Linked DNA regions of Homo sapiens: region 1 is linked to region 2. Evidence: read pairs that join two places in POLR2A ChIA-PET (ENCODE). Cell type or tissue: OCI-LY7. All regions are shown on one strand.

Region 1 (5,000 bases), 50 kb after region 2:
ATGGATTACTAAAAACTAGCTCATGACAGGATGACAGGAAGGGAAAACCAGAACAGACCAATTACCACAGAAAACAGTAAATCAGGCTGGGTGCAGTGGCTAAAATCTGTAATCCCAATGCTCTGGGAGGCTGAGGCGGATGGATCACTTGAGGACAGGAGTTTGAAACCATCCTGGGCAACGTGGTGAGACCTCATCGCCATAAAAAATTTTTAAAAACTAGCTGGGCGCAATGGCACACACCTGTAGTCCCAGCTACTCGGGAGGCTGAGGCAGAAGGCTGCAGTGACCTATAATCATGCCACTGCATTCCAGGCTGGGTGACAGAGCAGAGCAAGACCCTGTCTCTAAAAAAAAAGGAGGAAAAAAAAAGATAAATCCATAGTGAAATGTATGTTTAAAAAGGCACCTACTCCACAAGATTTTACAATAGAGTTTTAACCAAAAAAACAAAAATTCAAGAAGCAGGTATTTCCCATGTCTTATAAATACCAGAGCACAGAAAGATTAGAAGTTACCCAATTCATTTTAGAAGTCTAAAATGAAATTGATACCAAAAAACAGCACAAGATACAAAATTATAGACAAAAATCCACTTATGAACTTAAATGCAAAAGTCCTAAACAGACTATCAAGCCAAATTCAATTCTTAGAATATATTATAATCAAGCAGGGCTCATCTAGAGAATGCAAGGACAGTTCACTGATAGAAAACCTCTTAATTCATTGTATCAAAAGATTAAAGAAAACCCTATGATGGCAAGAACAAAGTGACAAGAATAACATCTACATTCATTCTTGATCAATTTCCAAGCTTTCAACTAACATCCTCGAGCTATTTTTTCACTTCTGCCAATGGAGCTTCAAAAACAAGGTGTTTTGCTTATAAGGTTACTTAAAATGTAGGTTTTATTATATGGTGAGACCAACAAATCAGGATATTACTGCTATGGAAAAGATTGTTACTCACAGTTCCAAGGGGTGGGGAGCATGCCATGCCACATCATGCCACTCCAGACCACACAGGGAAGTACCAGGGTGGTTGGTCAAGAGGTAAAAGAAGAAAGGTGAAATGTGAGCAAGAGCCTTTACTGTAGTTTCTACAGGAAAAAAAGTGTGAAGCAGGGTAAGCAGGCTTGGGATTGGCTACCTTGAATAATTTCAGTGGGTTCTGGGGTATGGGAGCTGTTTCTCTAATTGGTGCCTGGTTCTGGGGTGATTAGGACAGATGGCCAGTGGCCCAGAGTGTGAGAGCCCAACAAAGTTGGGGGTTTGGATGTGGGGTCTAGATAGGTCGGTCTGAGAGTGAAAGATTTGCTCACAGTGAGTTTATTATCTCTAGGAACTGGCTAGCCCTGGAAGATACAGTCTCTCAATGCTCAGCAAGGCCTCAGAAGTCAAAGCAACAGAAATACAGAAAACAAAAAGGCACAGCTAATACACAGGTTAACCAACAAAACTCCAGTAACTTGCCTCAGAAAATGAATCATTGTTACGAATAAAAGATTTAAGAATCATTTAAAAATCCCTTCTCCCTTGCAGCTACATAAGATACAGGTCTGTGCCACAAAATGAGTTAAAAAAAAAACCTATGTGATATTAAGTTGAAAGAAAACAGCAAAAGAGTATATGGAATATGTTCTCCTGTGCAATACGGTGATGTGTAACTATCATAACTGCTAACTACTTGTTATGTCATCTATAAAACTGTCCTTCAAGGCGTATTTGAACAAAGGGTTTCTTTTCTTTCAAAAGAAATGTTTTTGATAGACTTGAAATTTCTGTATTACCAAAGAGTAGAAATACTCTATCAAATTCACGAGAGGCTCATTAGCACATCCTAGGCCCATAACTCTGTTAGGTTTATTATCTTAAAATATTTCTAGAGTCTTTTTCATTTAACATTATTTTCCCAATAACTGGCAACAGCCATCACACGTAATAATGAAAGCATCAATGGTAAGAATGATCTTCTATTAATTCTGCTATTAAACAATGTATTGATAGCCTTTGTCATCTCAGTAAGATAGAAAAAATGGTAAAAGAAGTATCCAGAAAACAAGAATATATATACACACGTGCAAATATATAAACAGAAAACTCGGGAACAATATCAAGGCATACCTTGGAGATATGGCAGATTCAGTTCCAGACCACCACGATAAAGCAATTATAATGACAAAACAAGTCACACAAATTTTTTGGTTTCCCAGTACAAAAATCATGTTTACACTATGATGTAGTCTAGTAAGTGTGCAATACTATCATGTCTAAAATACATATATACCTACTTTAATTTTAAAGTACTAAATATACTAAAATATGCTAAAGATTGCATGGGCCATCGGTGAGTTGTAATCTCTTTGCTGGTGGAGGGTCTTGCCTTAGGTTGATGGCTGTTTGCTGATCAGGACAATTTTTGATGGTTGGGGTGGCTATTACAATTTCTTAAGACAACAATGAAGTTTGCCATGTGAATTGACTTTCTCTCACAAGAGATCTCTCTGGAGCATGCAATGCTGTTGATAGCACTTACCCACAGAACTTCTTTTCAAATTGGAGTCAATCTTATTTAACTCTGCTGCTGTTTTATCAACGAAGTTTATGTAATATACTAAATTATTTGCTGTCATTTCAACAATGTTTCTAGCATCTTCACCAAGAGTAGATTCCATCTCAAGAAATACTTTATTTGCTCATCCATAAGAAAGATGAGCTATTTTTCTCTTCTGCCAATGAAATGGAGCTTCAAACCAAGTGTTTTGCTTATAAGGTTGTTTTAAAAGTAGGTTTCAAGTTTGATCATGAGATTTCAGCAATTCAGTCACATCTTCAGGCTCCACTTGATTCTCATTCTCTTGCGTTTTCCAATCCCATCTACAGTTAGTTCCTCCACTAAAGTCTTGACCCTCTCAGTCATCCATGAGTGTTAGAATCAACTTTTCCAAACTCTGGTTAATATTGGTATTTTGACTTCCTCTCATGAATCACAAATGTTTTTAATGGCATCTAAAATGGTGAATCCTTTCAAGATGGTTTTCAATTTTTTTGCCCAAATCCATCAGAGGAATCACTCTCTATGGCAGCTACAGCCTTACAAAGCATACTTCTTTAATAAGACTTGTTTAAAAAGTTAAAATTATTCCTTGACCTATGGGCTGCAGAATGGACTGCATGTCAGCAGCCATGAAAACAACATTATTCTCTTTGTATGTCTCTGTCAGAGCTCTTGGGTGACAGCTCACTGACATGTTGTCAATGAGCAGTAATATTTTGAAAATAATCCTTTTTTCTTAGTAAGTCTCAACAGTAGGCTTAATCTATTCAGGAAACCATGCTGTGAACAGATGTGCTGTCATTAGGCACTGTTTTTCCATTGATAAGGTACAGGCAGAGTAAATTTCACGTAATTCTTATGGGTCTTGGCGTTTTTGCAATGGAAAAAGAGCACTGGCTTTAACTTAATAGTTGTCAGCTGCATTTGTCCCTAACAAGACAGTGAGCCTGTCCTCTGAAGCTTTGAAGCCAGGGATTGACTTCTCCTCTCTAGCTTTCAAAGTCCTACATGGTATCTTTTTCCAATAGAAGGCTATTTCATCTATACTGAAATCTGTAGTTTAGTGTAGCCATCTTCATCAAAGATCATAGCTAGATCTTCTGGATAACTTGCTGTAGCTTCCACATTAGCACTTGGTGCTTCACCTTGCACTTTTATGTTATGGAGACAGCTTCTTTCCTTAAACCTCATGAACCAACTTATGCTAGCTTCAGACTTTTCTTCTGCAGCTTCCAAACCTCTCTCAGCCTTCACAGAATTGAGGAGAGGGCCTTGATCTGGATTGAACTTTGGTTTAAGGGGATGTTGTAGCTGGTTTGATCTTCTATCCAGACCACTCCAAACTTCCTCCATATCAGCAATAAGACTGTTTTGCTTTCTTATGGTGTGTTCACTTTAACAGCACTTTTAGTGTTCTTCAAGAACTTTTCCTTGGCATTCCTCTCTTGGTTAACTGGCACAAGAGGCCTAGCTTTTGACCTCTCTCAGCCTTTGACATACCTTCCTCACTAAGCTTAATCATTTAGAGCTTTTGACTTAAAATGAGAGACATTCCACTCTTCACTTGAATACTTAGAGACCACTGAAACACAACAATTTCAAAATTGTTGTTTTAGGAAATAGGAAGGCCCAAGGAGGGGCGGAGTTGGGAGAGAAGCCAGTAAGTGGAGCAGTAGAACACATACAACATTAAGCTTGCCATCTTTTCTGCATACAGTGTGGTGCCCACAAAACAACTACAACAGTAACAAAGATCACTAATCATCATCATGATAATGAAAAAGTTGGAAATATGAAAATTATCAAGATGTGACATAGAGACAAGTGAGTACATGCTGTTGGAAAAATGTTGCCAATGAACTTGCTCAACACAGGGTTGCCACTAACCTTCAATTTGTAAAAAGCACAATTATCTGCAAAGCACAATAAAGTGAAGTGCAATAAAATGAGGTATGCCTGTAAACCAAAATGTTAATAGCTATCTGTAGGTGGTGCCATTACAGCTGTGTTGGGACATAATTCTCCATGTCTCTCTTGCATTTTTGCACATGTTGCGAGCAGACACACTAATTTCCTTTGTCCTGGACTATCTTTTCATGGGTATTTGTATGATAAACAGCCTCGAAAGACAGAGGTAGTGTCTCCCTCTAAAGCTAAGGACATACCTGTTTGCTGTCCAGTGTAATAATGTCTCCTTCTAGGGAAAAGTTCAGGCAGACTTACTGCCCATCATAAAAGATTTGGGGTTCCTACCCTGTAATACAACCCACTGCATATGCAGTTGTCATCTGCCCATCACTGCATCCCCCTTGTGAGAAGCGAGGCTCAGGGAACAGGCACAAACAATGATACTCTGGCTACTGCTATTGCTGAATAGCAAATATTCCTTCATCACTGACCTAGGAATTGTGTCTTCTGCCAGCATCCATGAAGCTAATTAGCT
Region 2 (5,000 bases):
TGAGAGGCTTGTTAGTAGTGATCTCAGCTGAGGCTGGTTCCCTGAACCAGCTGACTCTGAATTTCAGAGATTCTCTGGGGCATCATTGGGAGGAACATTTCACATCTGCAGCAGGACTCTATGTCTCCTATTGAGTGGCTCCTTTGTTACACAAACAGCCCACTAACTAAAACTAATGTATTCAAGAATTATGTACATGTAACTGTTATTTATGTTGCCTAAACAAGTAACAGAAAAATGCACCTGCACTTTGGGAAACAAGTCTTTACAGCTTTCACATCCCCAAACTGATTGAGCAAGGTAGTTTAGAAACAGGAAAATAAAATATGAGGTAATTTTACAGAGTCTCTTCTAAATTTCCATTTCTAAATTTCAATTTTCTAAAGCAAAGGTTATGAATTTTAATTCTACTTTACAAAAGAAGTCATACACATCTGTTCAGAGGTAAGTATGCCAGATAAGAACTTATTTTCATTGTATTACTATAGTATTACATATTGGTAAGAGATTACAGTTAAGACTTTAAGTGTGAGATGGGAAGGAAGAGAATATAATCAATAGCTGAAAATATCTTAAGTCTAAAAGCAAAATCTACATACAAAATAAAATCAAGTACCACATCACTCTGTACTCCCCTCAATCATACGTCTTTCTACTAAATTATCAGTAAAACAGAATTTGATTCTATAATCAATCAAGAATTTTTCCTCTGAAAATAAGACTTGTATCACTACAAAAATTTTGATGTCGCTAAAGGAAACTGACAAAATTACCCAGTCTCGGCTATTCCATCATAAATATATACATTACATGGAGGTCCTTTTAACCCATGGCTAGATAAAACATTTTTCTGCAGACAGGATGAGATAGCTAAAGCTGAACTCATTTTTTTTTGTATGCATATATAATATTTTTAAGCCAAAGGTCATTTTTTGGTGTTCTGCCCAAATGTACCCTTTATGGAGAGTTTTAGTCTTAAATATTCAGCAACATCTCACTACTATAATTATGTGACAGACTCACTTTAAGTTGCTAGGCACTGGTAGAAATTCAGTTTCTAAGGAAAACACATCAAGTTAATATTTTAAACAAAAAACCTATTAGCTTTGGTATTTGCAATAAATAACTACATTTTTTGGGCAAATACATTTGAAATTTGTCTACATTTATATGAACTTCAAAGAAAGATACTTAATAGTCTTGTGTACCCTAAAGTTTAAAGACTTACATTAATTTGCAGCCATCCAGAAAACACTGCAGCTGCAAGCAGAATTTGCCATTTATTTTTCTGATATGTGTGTGTGTGTGTATATATATACATATGTGCAAGTCAAAGATATTTTGACTTATAGACACTGCTAAAAGTGATTTCTTACAGTGTATGTTAATTTAGGTATTCGCAATTTCTTTCCTTTTTTCCTCTAGGTAACATTGACATGTATTTTTCTTTTGAAAAAAAAAAAAAACTACCTGGAATTTAAAACTCTTGGGCTTTGGAGCTAGGCTGATATAATTAATTTACATCTGTATGTGTTCTGTTTGCTTAAGACAGAGGTAGAAGCAAGTTGGTGATATATACATTTAAAAAGTTTAAAAAACTAAGATTCAGAAATCTGTGTGTAAAGCACACCACATACGTTAGAAAGCAGAGGAGGAAAACTAAAGCATGCAAAACACTTGAAGTGTTCATTAAAGAATACCTCATTGCCTACCATGCTGTATGCTCAGCCCTCTGCACATAACAGATACCTAAGTGCCTATTTAATTTTTCTAAGCACTCACATCACAGGGATATGTGACAAAGGTGCTGAACACCAAACTTGATGCTTGCTGCTATTCAACAACCTCAGAAATAGGCTTAATCAAGGAGGTAGCTAATAGTCCTGCTTAAATAAAACAAGGTTCTTGGTTTACTAATGGATTGCAATTTTTTTGTACGAGACTTGAACTATTATCTAATAAATACACTGGAAGCTACTAAGACGTCATTTAAAAAGGACAAAAATAAAATACTATTTACATTTTAACTACATGTTAAATGAAAAATCTTTTATTATAGGTATACTCATATGCAAACTACTCTATAAAATGCTCTATCAAGTCTAGATTCCCGATCATCAAATTTGTTGATATATATATTTGGACATACTAAAAACACCCGATGTAACCTCTTCTTGTAGTCTTTATGCTTCTAGGTTAAAAAAATTTACTTTAAAACTTCCTAAGCTAATGCTTCTCCCTACTTATGGTGAACTGTTAACATCACATAATCCATTTGATAAAAAATTCTGGTACATTTTGACTTAAATAATTTTTTTTGGATCTCTTATTAACTATTAGAACTCCATTGTAAGTAAGTACCAACAGTTGTATTTTCATAGTTCCTGAAATATAAAACTGAGGAAATAAGTTGTACAAATTATGACAATATATTTATAATAGTACAATTTACTGTTATAACACTGAGAAAAGTAGGCTTCAAAGTCCTGGTCATTTTGTTTATTTTATGACACAGAAACGCACTCAGTAAACCAGTGGGTAACAACATACTACTGTAATTTCAAGTCTCCTAATCTGTCTTCAGTGAGCTCTAGAAGTAGCTTGCCTATTTATTAATGGAGCATTTTTCTTGATTAAGTTGAAGTATGCAAGTGAGGAGCATTTATAGGAGCCACTTAATAAAGCCAGTTTACTGACAAGGTAAGGTAGAAAATGGTGAATAGCTCTTTTGACAATGACTGGCATTTTAAACTTTGCTCATTAGACATTCTAAGTAATAAAACCAGTGTCTGGCAAAGTTGTTAACAAAACCTCTACTTTGGCAATTAATGAGTGTCAGTAAGTATGCGGGAGGGGTGTTATGTGACAAGTTACCCACTTCTCCATTTCCACGATTATGGTTTATGAGCAAGATCTGGTTTTCTGAATATGACTGAGTTCTCGCACCGTAGCAAGAAGCAATCATTTGAAGCAAACACTATTGCTGGACAGAATTTCTATAGAGGAAGGTAACATGGACTTAGACTAATGGAAAAAGGCAGAAGTTAGGGGAAAAAAGACTAAAGAATTATGCAAATTTAAAAGTGCCAAACATTTATACACAAATAAGCTGTATTAATCAGGACATGTATTCCTGCAACAATATCATAAATGTCTGATACACATGACATAAAACTGCTACTCAAAGTGTGGTCCATAAAGACAGGCAAACCTGCAAATTGTTTATTACTAAACCATCATAAAATAAAGAGCTGGTACCAAACATGGAAATCAATTACATCACAAAGCACACTACTTATTTTAGTGGACATTTTTTTCCATAATATTTTTTCCTTTCTGATTAAGGAAGCAATGTACTGACAGACATTCTGGCACAAGCTCCTTATCTTGAGGGCTGGTAACAAACAGTTAATGGAAAGGCTACTCTGAGTAGCACTGGCATAAAGCACAATGACTAATGAATAAACCACATTTAGAATGCTACGTACATGATACCCTCTTAGTTACTCCAAATTTATTAAGTTCTGAAATTAATAATCTTGGTTATTCTTTAACTTTCAACACTTAAAGTGTATCTGTCACATAGATGATGTGCTATATTATTAGATAATGCTATCTGGCTTCATATATACAAACATCTATGGGCAGTTACATGATTATATATTAGTATGTTCTGAATTTAGATTGGATGAAGTTTGGTACAGTTAAATCTAACAAGGACCTCATGTAAATTAAGTAATAAATTTTGGGTATTTTCATCAGTCTTTTTCAGCAACTCCAAAATCTTTATATGATACTTACTGATGATTTTTGTATCATTCCTTGAGGGACTTTGACCAAGCAATAATTCAGGCACATTCACCATGTGGAAAATAAATATTCTGAAAAATCAATACATAGCTGATGAACACATGAAACAATCAAGATCAGTGAAAATCAAAAAGGTTCTAGAAGGTGTGTTCTGCACTAATTAAACATGTAAGTTGAAATAAAATACCTCCCTTCTTCCGTGGGAAAATTTGTTGCAGCACTTCTTTCTAAAAGCAAGTTTATAACAAAGCTGCTTTTCATAGCTACAATTTTCAGAAGCGACAGCAATTAAAAGAATTAGTAGCGATTTTTGAGATTTCTTAATATCCAGAGGGCAGCCAAATATGTAATATTTAGAATAGCATAACAGTTAACATATCATATAAACAATTTTTACCTTTAAAATCTTATTTTCTTTCCTTTGAGACAGGGTCTCACTCTGTTGTCCAGGTTGGAGTACAGTGGTGCAAACACAGCTCATGGCAGCCTCGACCTCCCAGGCTCAAGTGAACCTCCTACCTCAGCCCCATCCCGAATAGCTGGGACTCCTGGTGCGTGCCACCATGCCCTGCTAATTTTTGTATTTTCTGTAAAGATGGGGTTTCACCATGTTGCCTGGGATGGTCTTGAACTCCTGGACTCAGGTGATTCACCCGTCTCGGCCTCCCAAAGTGCTGGGATTACAGGCGTGAGCCACTGCACCCAGCCTTAAAATATTACTCTCTTTCTCACCGAAGTTAATGCAATTTCAGCTATTATGATCTTTATTCCAGTTTAGACTGGACAAAAACGTTCAAAGGACTCTCAGTTTAGCTGGAAGATGGACTTACAAAAATTTTGAAAGCTGAAATTGACAGGAGTCAATTATGTTTTATGTTTTCTCCATTTTCTTAATCAGCTGTATCCTCAGTACCTAAGCAATGCCTAACCTATAATGAGTGCTCAAAAACAGCTGTTGAATAATTGAAAGAAGGAAAAGGAAGAAGAGGAGTTTAGATGACTCTCGAGTGTATGACTTATATGTGCAGATGAATGATGTTACACTAATTAAGATAGAACACGAAGAGGAGTGTAATGGTGGGGGTATGCTGATTTTTGAGATTTTGCTGAGGAAATCCAGGTGGAAATATTCAGAGAACAGCCAAATATGTAAGTTTGAAGCTTAAGAGAAATGTCTGAGATAGATGTAT

What was found. ChIA-PET counts read pairs that join two places held together with the same protein. Peaks named below come from ENCODE experiments on the same cell type or tissue, not always from the same donor. Only the 100,000 strongest peaks of a DNase experiment are listed, where the experiment ranks them.
Region 1: POLR2A ChIA-PET joins it to region 2 with 6 read pairs; 3 of 35 experiments call an interaction of 5 or more read pairs at or near these places.

Annotation. Positions count from the first base shown.
Region 1 is chr18:9,188,068-9,193,067 of GRCh38, reverse strand. The region is part of intron 2 of ANKRD12 (ankyrin repeat domain 12); the gene reads right to left. Among named protein-coding and RNA genes, the nearest start is that of ANKRD12, 54 kb to the right of the region's middle. In OCI-LY7, no CTCF peak of the experiment used is centred here; no DNase peak of the experiment used is centred here.
Region 2 is chr18:9,238,358-9,243,357 of GRCh38, reverse strand. All of the region lies in intron 8 of ANKRD12 (ankyrin repeat domain 12), which reads right to left. Among named protein-coding and RNA genes, the nearest start is that of TWSG1-DT, 94 kb to the left of the region's middle. In OCI-LY7, no CTCF peak of the experiment used is centred here; a DNase peak (open chromatin) is centred at 187; H3K4me3 peaks cover 467 bases; H3K27ac peaks cover 1,358 bases.